Linked DNA regions of Homo sapiens: region 1 is linked to region 2. A link is an interaction called in ENCODE POLR2A ChIA-PET data of the cell type or tissue named here. Cell type or tissue: GM12878. All regions are shown on one strand. Links, peaks and the distances in the headings refer to the core of each region. The heading gives the core; the rest is flanking DNA.

Region 1 (4,392 bases), core at 168-4,167, 77 kb before region 2:
CCCCGCTTCACCCTGCACTTCTCCTTGCCACCACCATGTGAAGAAGGGTGTGTTTCCTTCCCCTTCCACCATGATTGTAAGTTTCCTAAGGCCTGCCCAGCCCCTGTGGAACTGTGATTCAATTAAAGCTCTTTCCTTTATAATTACCCAGTCTTGGGAAGTTCTTTATAGCAGCATGAGAACAGATAAATACAAGTTGTATGTGGCCTGTGATATTGGGGTATTCAGTTCAGACAGGCTTCTTTGAAGAATCTTCTAAAATTTCAGGCAGAAGAAAAAGCAACCTAAATTTTTGCTATTCCTTCAGTTTCTTTAAACAATTTCAAAGCTAAGGACAATGACCTAAAATTGCTACAGTATAAGATTTTGGAAGAGAAGATACAGCTAAAGGACATATGGGGGCTGGTCTAGTTTGCAGTTAGGGAGTTCATTTAACCTTCAGCCTTGGCCTCACGGTCTGTCCCAAGGTGGGCATCCTCCTTCCTCTTTCACTGCTAGATATCAAGGGAGAGATTCTTGCCCTGTCTTGCAGTATCTTTGTCATTTTAAATGTTTATATCTGGCTTTTCCCTTCATAGTTAAGTTTCTTATCATGCACTGCCTATAATGCTTATAACAAAGAGGCCACAGCGTCCACAAGGAGAGCCACTGGAGGGCCACTAGGGAGCATGGGTTTTCCCATGGCCTCTTCAGCACCTGATGGGCTTGGGGAGGGGATGAGAAGAAGCACAGAGAGGAATAGAATTGGGCAAGGGCCATGAGCACTAAGAATGCTCCTGTACCCAGTCCCACCCTGCTCTCTGCTAACGCCCAAACTCAGAATTACCCCATAATGAGTTCTTTTCTTTTTAATCCTGATGAATTAAAAATAAGGGTTATTCCAGGGATCTAGAAGCAGGCAGAGACTCCTGGAGAAGGAGGAAATAATCTTCTTTTCCAAGGGTGGCTCGGAGATGTTTTTGGTCATTTATCATTTTGGTAAAGATTAGGGATGGGATTGTTCTAGACTCCTCTATGAGGTCTGTCTCCCCCCAGAGAGACACAGGCAACCCTGAGACGGAAACTTGGTGTCTCCCCCTAGCTGGTCCCAGGCACAGCAATTTGAAAGATTAGGATTAGTGCTTTGCTCCCTTGGGAAGCCAAAGAGACTACGGGAGAAAGAGTTTCATGGGCTGGTGGTTGTCCAAGACCAGGTCTGTTGCCAAAGGATGGAATGATCTTGGCATGGCATCAACAGGGACAGTCCCTGAGCAGGAGTCAGTTTCCTCTTGGTAGCCAGGGCCCCTCCTCGTTATTGCTAATCATTGTGGGTCACATCATGACCTGCCCCTTGCTCTTGCTAACTCATTGAGGCCACCATCCCCACACCAAGTCAGGGCCACATGCAGTGCTTGATTCTGTTTCCTGCTTGGCCACGAGGGCACCATCTCATGAGGGACTGATATCAGCAATGCTTTTCCACTGATGCGTAGCCACCCAGACTCAATGCAGGAACTGGCTAGCTCGTGGCATTAAGTATGTAGTGATTTGCGTAACAGAGAGGCAGTCACTGGTGACACCCTGACTTAGCAAACCCATCTTCACTTCTGATGGTTTGGGGCACAAGGTCAACCCAGCGACCCCCCGATTCCATGAATCAGTGAAGATTTCCCACATATTTAGAAAATCATTGTCCTGTTGTAGCATGACTTATTGATACATATCATATCTGCCGGAATATGACTGTAATATAACTTAAAGGCCTGAAATATCAATAAAGAGGGTTCCTTGGGTGGTTGCCCGAAATCCAGTTGTTGCTGATTGAAATAGAATCAGCCTGTGGTGCTTCAGAAAGATTGTTCCGGAATGAGAAAGATCCCCCAGGCTGTGACTTCATGAAATGAAGCAATATTTTGCCAGAGGCTTTCTCACTGGAGACACAGGCTGATTTCAGAGCAAGGCCATGCTCCATGGGGAACTGTTGCCAAATGACAGCTCAGGAATGTCTCTGCTCATCTCTCACTGCCAAGTTTCCAGAGGTACAGAGCCCTGGCGTTCCTTCTTGAGTTGACTCCAATTGTCAAGGCACTGGCAAGCCATGGGAGGTGCTCCTCAGCCCTCCACACACACAGCAACCATCCCGCAGAACTGGGTGAAATACCTTCCCTGAGCACCTCAGAAAAGTCTCGGGTCCCTGACTTACTGAGCTGGAGGTTGAAGTCACCTGCTCTCCCAACTCCTCTGAAGGAAACCGACTTGCATTTCCTAGATTTGGAATTATCTACTCACATCTGAGGTTCAACCTGGGTTCTCAGGCCAAAATTCTCACTTCATAGAAACGGCTAACCAAGCCTGAGAACTGCAGCCTTGCCCTCAGAATCACTCGTTCCTGCATCCTCAACCCATGGAACTGTTTTTCTTAAAATGCATTTAAAATTATAAAAGTGTTGTTCCTTTGGAAACTTTATTTCCATTGGGGCACAGAATTATGATATAATTTAAAGTAGAACGTATTTCTTTTGTTAGTTGTAAGAAATTTACTCAAAAGCAGTCTCTGCCTAACAGACAAATATGGGGAACATGAAACTGAAACAGTAGAGTTCCCCAATTCCCCTTGGCAGGACGCGCAACAGGGGTGTGGCTCGCCTACAGCTCAAAACCCTGGGGGGAGCATGCAGATGGGCAGGTGCAGAGGCCAGGGAAAGCCCTTTTGGGCTCTGGCCCCACGGCAGCATCTAGGAATGGGTGTCTGTGACTCCCCAAGCCCAAGTGGGTGTGTATTATAAAGCTCTTTCAGATTTGCCATCTGGGCTTGTGTCTTAATCAGCTCAATGGACCCTCTGCCTTATCGCAAGGGCAGGGGACCACTGAGACAACCTTCTATATTCTGAGCTCTTGCTGAGCGTCCTGAAAGAATCAAATCACATATGGGCTCAAAGGATGAATGAAAGGTTTTATTGAGTGGTAGAGGTGGCTCTCAGGGAGATGGATGGGGAGCCAGAACAGGGGATGGAGTGGGAAGGTGGTCTTCCCCTAGAGTCGGGCCGCCCAGCAGCCAGACTTTTCTAACTGCCCGCGGCCGAATTCCCCTTGGCATTCAGACATCCCTCCTCTTCTCTCTTTCTCTGCTGCGTTGTTCCACCGTTAACTGGTCTGCTGGTCCGCTGGTCCACTGGTCTGCTAATCCCAACATTTGGCTGATTGTGTGTGTGCCCGCTAAGGTCTCGGGTTTATATAGGGGCAAGATGTTGGGTGTGGCAGGCCAAAAGGCAAATTTTTGGGCACAAAATCAGAAATGGCTGTCCTCATTTAGGGTCGTGGGTCTTCAGGCTTGAGGTTGGGGCCTTTGTCGGGAACCGCCCTCTTCTACCCAGTATTTTCCTGTCTCCTGTCCGTAGCAAAATGAGAGGCAATCTGAAAGAAAACAGAGAATGAATTTATTCCTTCCATGAGCTTTTTAAAAAGATGAACCGACCACTCAGAGTCTTCATTAAATGTCTTACAATTGTTAATAATATCAAGTACACAGCCCTCATGAAGTGGCCAGAAGCAATCTCAGCACTCCACCTAGAGTAACTTGTGTAATACTCTATCAACCAGACCAATTGGGTAATAAGAACTATTATTACTGATATTTTACAGACAGGAAACTGAGGCACAGACAGGTTAAGTAACTCACCCATGAGCATGGCTGGTCCATGGCAGAGCTGGATGCGAACTTCTCAAGACAGAGGACACACTATGCTGTCCTGATCCCTAAAAGGGATAAATAACAAAAGAAGAGTCTATGATGAATTACTTTGTGACTTAGCAGAGGAAAAGCAGACAGCTCAAAACAGCCAAACAATGCCCCCTGGGGATGACCCCGTGGAACCCGTTGAGGTAAGGGCCACCTGACCATTCCACCTCTATGCCCAGATCCCAGAGCCCAGGCCACTGGCCTAGGTAGAGACAACAGGATTCCCACATTAGCCAAGCTAATGGCTCCCGCTGGCTCCTTCCTCAGAGCTGGTTTCCAGCAGCTCATCCTCCTTCCCAAGCATCTTTCTCTCGGTGGTTGGGAGAAACAGAACCTCTCCGAACCAATTCACTCTAAGGTGCAAACGACTAATAGCTTTGGGAAGACATTTGCCTATTCAATGAGGCATTTCTCAACTCAAAGGCTCTCTAATGGGTAGAAATACAGACAATGTGGCAGAGAGTAGAGAATTCAATGCCATGCAAGAGATACAGGTTTTTGGTTTTGTCTTTTGTTTTACTTTTACTTTTTTTCCTTCAGATAAAATTCACATATCAAAACATTGTGCAACCATCGCTGCTATCTAATTCCAGACCGTTTTTCTCACCCCAGAAAGAAACCCTATACCTATTAGCAGTCTGTCTGCACTGCCCCCATGCTCGAGCCCTTGGCAA
Region 2 (4,392 bases), core at 196-4,195:
TCAGAAGAATATCTGACTGCTTCCATTCCAGAAATTGAAATTAGTTGTATTTGCCAATGAGCTCAGAGCTATGGTCCCGCCATTCCTCTGACTTCACAGAGTGGAGAATGCTGAAGATTTGTAGCTTCTGAAAAGTCAAAAGGGGGAAACAGAATATAGACTTTGTGATCTGAAATCCAATGTTCATATGGAAGTATTTGAAAGGAGAGAGCTCCAAAGTGATTTTAGAAAGTGCAAAATTAGAGCTTTCACAATTTGCCTCCTCTTAGAAAAATAGCAGGGTTGAGGAAGGCCATTGACAGCAACTGGACTGAAAGCAAAATCTGACATCAATATTCCTGTTAAGACTATCTCAGTATACTAAAGAAGAAGGGTAACCCTTTCCTGTTCCTATTGCTGTTTCCTTTAGGACATTCTCACTATTCTATGCCTTAAAGGCCCTTCAACGGAAGGGATATTCAGGAGAGCAGCCAACGAGAAAGCCCGTAAGGAGCTGAAGGAGGAGCTCAACTCTGGGGATGCGGTGGATCTGGAGAGGCTCCCCGTGCACCTCCTCGCTGTGGTCTTTAAGGTGAGTTCAACACACTTGCGCCAAATAACCTGCCAAGGGGCCCTGACACACTCATTCTCAGGATGCAAGAAATAGGCTCTTCTCCCCACACAGCAAGGTACACTGATCTTGGAGTTTAATTTTTTTCATTAAGCCCTTTATTTATTTATTTAGTAAGCACCTCTGTTTCTGTGACCTCAGATTCCAACAGAAAGTGATGCATTCTGCTCTCCCAAAACTTTGCCAAGTACGGGCAATTTGATTGTTCCGTGGCAGAATCCATACGTCAAAATCCAGTGGCCCCTCAGAACACACCCACCTGGGGATGGTGCCTCTGACTCTGCCTGATGTTAGAAAGTTGCAGAGAGGCCAAGGGTGTTGGAGAGAGGGTTCCCTGGATTCATCAAATGCAGGAATGAAGGGCCACAATCTATGATGGGCTAAGCATAGAGCACCCTGCGATGGAACGAAAACCGGGTGAAAACAAGGACATGGGACATCATACAGTACCAATAGGCCAACAGCCCACTCTCATCCCCCAGGACTTCCTCAGAAGTATCCCCCGGAAGCTACTTTCAAGCGACCTCTTTGAGGAGTGGATGGGTGCTCTGGAGATGCAGGACGAGGAGGACAGAATCGAGGCCCTGAAACAGTAAGTCATCAAAGTCATCGGTCATTGCCAGGCCACATCACCTCCGTCTTTTGATTCTTTACACAGCTTTCTAAATGCTTCATGATCCCTGTTCCATGAGAATTGTGATGTTTAGGGAATCCGAGTGGAATTGCTCGTCCACTCCCAGAACAAAAACCAGAGGGTGCCCTGGACTTTTGAATTTTAATTTTAGCCAAATGAAATATTTCTTCAAAAAGTAGAAAGCGAACTTCAATCCTCACAAATCCCAAGAGGTAGGGAAGTCTGAAAATGTAAGATGTTCAAAAAGGTATGAGATAAAATCAGACCTGAGAACTTTAACACAGGCTCACCAGCAAAGTGTAGAAATTCGGGATTATCTTTAAGCTACACTGACTGGTGTCATGCAAGGCAACAGTTCTCCCATAAAACATCCCTCAGGATGCAGCCAGACAGTGTGGTGGGGGGCAGTTGTTTTGTTCATAAAACTTCACAGCATATTTCATCTTCTTATAATTAACCCAAATGAAAACTATATAATAACACATTCCAGTGAGAGTAAAAATAATAACATATGCAATGGAAAGTGTGATCTGTTAGTGACTAGAGAATTCTAAAACCCAAGCTTTGAAATGTCAGCATGGTTGTCACATCCTATGAAAGTTTATCTAAATGTTATAATTGTCCCACATGGCTAAATACTTTCAATGACATATGTATAGAATTGAAGACATTAAAATGTCTGTCCCAAAATGAAAATTCTAAGATTATCACAATGAGTTTCTACCTAGACATAAGGCATTTTTATAACAATTCCTTCTTCTGAGAAATGAAAATAATCACCATTTCGTTTTTGAAAAAGTGAGACTTTAAGAAGTCTAATTTCTTATCATTAGAAACAATGTTGCGATTTAAGTGCCGCCTTATATGAACATGCCCTTAGAAACTGATTTAGTCTTCATAAAGCTTTCTCAGAATGTTGTAAAAATGTGTCATCTTCGTTTGGTAATTATAGTTTTGTTTCCGTCTTTGTTTTAAGGCAAGAAAACCAGTCTAGTCGTGTTAGAAACAGAAAGAAATTCTACATGACTAAATGATTACTCAACAAAACTATTTTCTAAACATAAAGGCAAACTATGGTGTTTAATGCAGATTGGCTTCATAATTTAAGCTCTGTATAAATAATAAAGGGCTGTGTTATTGGTGTCCCAATTACAAAGGCCAGTTTCTTAGCTCCTCAAGACCTTGTGGTTAACCAGTCTCACTCTGTGTCAGTTGCCACTGGAAGTGTCTGAATGAGCATTTCACAATATTACTTGTGAAAATGCACCTTCCTCATTTTAAAGGAAGTCTGGTTTCGGCAGAAACTCTCAGCTTGCTACACTGAAGACCATTAGCCTTTTTGAAAACTAACATCCCTTCACTTTATTCCAGGGTTGCAGATAAGCTCCCCCGGCCCAACCTCCTGCTACTCAAGCACTTGGTCTATGTGCTGCACCTCATCAGCAAGAACTCTGAGGTGAACAGGATGGACTCCAGCAATCTGGCCATCTGCATTGGACCCAACATGCTCACCCTGGAGAATGACCAGAGCCTGTCATTTGAAGCCCAGAAGGACCTGAACAACAAGGTTTGTTCTGCTTACTGATGAGAAATCCCCAACTTATGATCTCACCATCTGTTTGCCAAGTCCAGGCAATAAAATGCTTCAGAATGTCTCCAACTGACTCAGAATCACAGTGAAAATATAAAATGCAAAATGCTTTTGTCATAGTTCCACTCTCTCAGATACATGTATCTAATGAAACTGAATAAATCCGTGTCTTCTGTCATCTGTGAGACAGATGAGTGCTGCGAGTATTTACATCACTCTCTCCCGATATAAAAAAGCCCTTTTGTTTTTGTGTTTTGTACACCACAGTCTATCAGTCTATCAATCTGGGACACTACTTACTTAAATGAAAATTTTATTAATACTTTAAATTTTTTTAAGTTCTTAAATTTAAAATGCATGTCTCAAAACACCAAGGAGTATCTAACTTTAATGTATGTGATTGTTGGCATGGTGGCTCACGTCTGAAATCTCAGCACTTTGGGAGGCCGAGGCAGGCGAATTGCCTGAGCTCAGGAGTTTGAGACCAGCCTGGGCAACATGACAAAACCCCGTCTCCACTAAAAATAGAAAAAATTAGCCAGGCGTGGTGGCGGGCGCCCGTAGTCCCAGCTGCTCGGAAGGCTGAGGCGGGAGAATCGCTTGAGCCCGGGAGGCAGAGGTTGCAGTGAGCTGAGATCAGGCTACTGCACTCCAGCCTGGTGACAGAGTGAAAGCCTGTCTCAAAAAAAAAAAAAAGTATCTGATTGTTACCAAATTTCTGTATGCTCTTTTCAGACACATAAAGATCTCAGATTCTCATTTTGGCACCTGACTCCAGTGTCCCCATTCTTCCTCACCTCCAAAAAAAAAAAAAAAAAAAAAAAGTCTTCAAGCTGACAAATTGCTTACTTTTCCTCACAGGTGAAGACACTGGTGGAATTCCTCATTGATAACTGCTTTGAAATATTTGGGGAGAACATTCCAGTGCATTCCAGTATCACTTCTGATGACTCCCTGGAGCACACTGACAGTTCAGGTATGGAATGTGCTATCATTTGATTACGATTGTAGGGAAAAGTTCATGCCAGTCTGCCAGTCATGTAAAGCATCTCTGATATTTGAGGCAGAAGTTACCTTCACAAATCACCGAGTCAGACTAGACTCCAGTCCATTAGGAAGTCATTAAACATGAAAACCCTGCTCCGGGCTTTTCCTGCAGCGCCTCCTCAGACCACAGATAGTCTTTCCCCCTTCCCAGTGTACATCGCAAATCACTGCTGATTTCACTAAGCTACCTTTAGCTCTGGAGTTGGAGTGAGAAACTTTTGTTTCCACTTCATGGGATATGACTCCATCACAATGAAAATGGGTCCAGTAAAAGGAGCAGTTTTAAAAATTAAGGTCAATACATTTTCAGTGAAATGCTGTTCTCTCTTTTCTTATTCTCTCCTCTCTTTCTCTCCTTCCTCCCTCCTTTACTCATTTCCTTTCCCTATTTTTCTTCTGATCTCAAAATAAATTCAGAAAGAAATAAACTTTTCATGTGGTACATTTCTTGTCATATCAAGCCCCTAAGTAGTTCTGCTAATAAATCACCTAGTGCCCTGATTGGTATGA

The links. ChIA-PET counts read pairs that join two places held together with the same protein. Peaks named below come from ENCODE experiments on the same cell type or tissue, not always from the same donor. Only the 100,000 strongest peaks of a DNase experiment are listed, where the experiment ranks them.
Region 1: POLR2A ChIA-PET joins it to region 2 with 5 read pairs; 15 of 35 experiments call an interaction of 5 or more read pairs at or near these places.

Annotation. Positions count from the first base shown.
Region 1 is chr6:159,114,775-159,119,166 of GRCh38, reverse strand. All of the region lies in intron 1 of LOC112267968, which reads left to right. It overlaps LOC124901449, which reads right to left. Exons shown (of 5, transcript XR_007059837.1): 4 at 3,659-3,735; 5 at 2,908-3,393. Among named protein-coding and RNA genes, the nearest start is that of FNDC1, 52 kb to the left of the region's middle. RefSeq lists a silencer at 1,869-2,076 and an enhancer at 2,498-2,567. In GM12878, for the core only: no CTCF peak of the experiment used is centred there; a DNase peak (open chromatin) is centred at 2,556; H3K27ac peaks cover 385 bases.
Region 2 is chr6:159,037,533-159,041,924 of GRCh38, reverse strand. TAGAP (T cell activation RhoGTPase activating protein) reads left to right here. Exons shown (of 10, transcript NM_054114.5): 6 at 410-571; 7 at 1,093-1,202; 8 at 2,616-2,811; 9 at 3,697-3,811. It overlaps TAGAP-AS1 (TAGAP antisense RNA 1), which reads right to left. Exons shown (of 5, transcript NR_183546.1): 4 at 870-1,006; 5 at 1-127. Among named protein-coding and RNA genes, the nearest start is that of TAGAP, 5.3 kb to the left of the region's middle. RefSeq lists enhancers at 74-1,273, 2,629-2,678, 2,689-2,788 and silencers at 1,942-2,142, 2,802-3,002. In GM12878, for the core only: no CTCF peak of the experiment used is centred there; DNase peaks (open chromatin) are centred at 2,484 and 2,804; H3K4me3 peaks cover 1,032 bases; H3K27ac peaks cover 2,955 bases.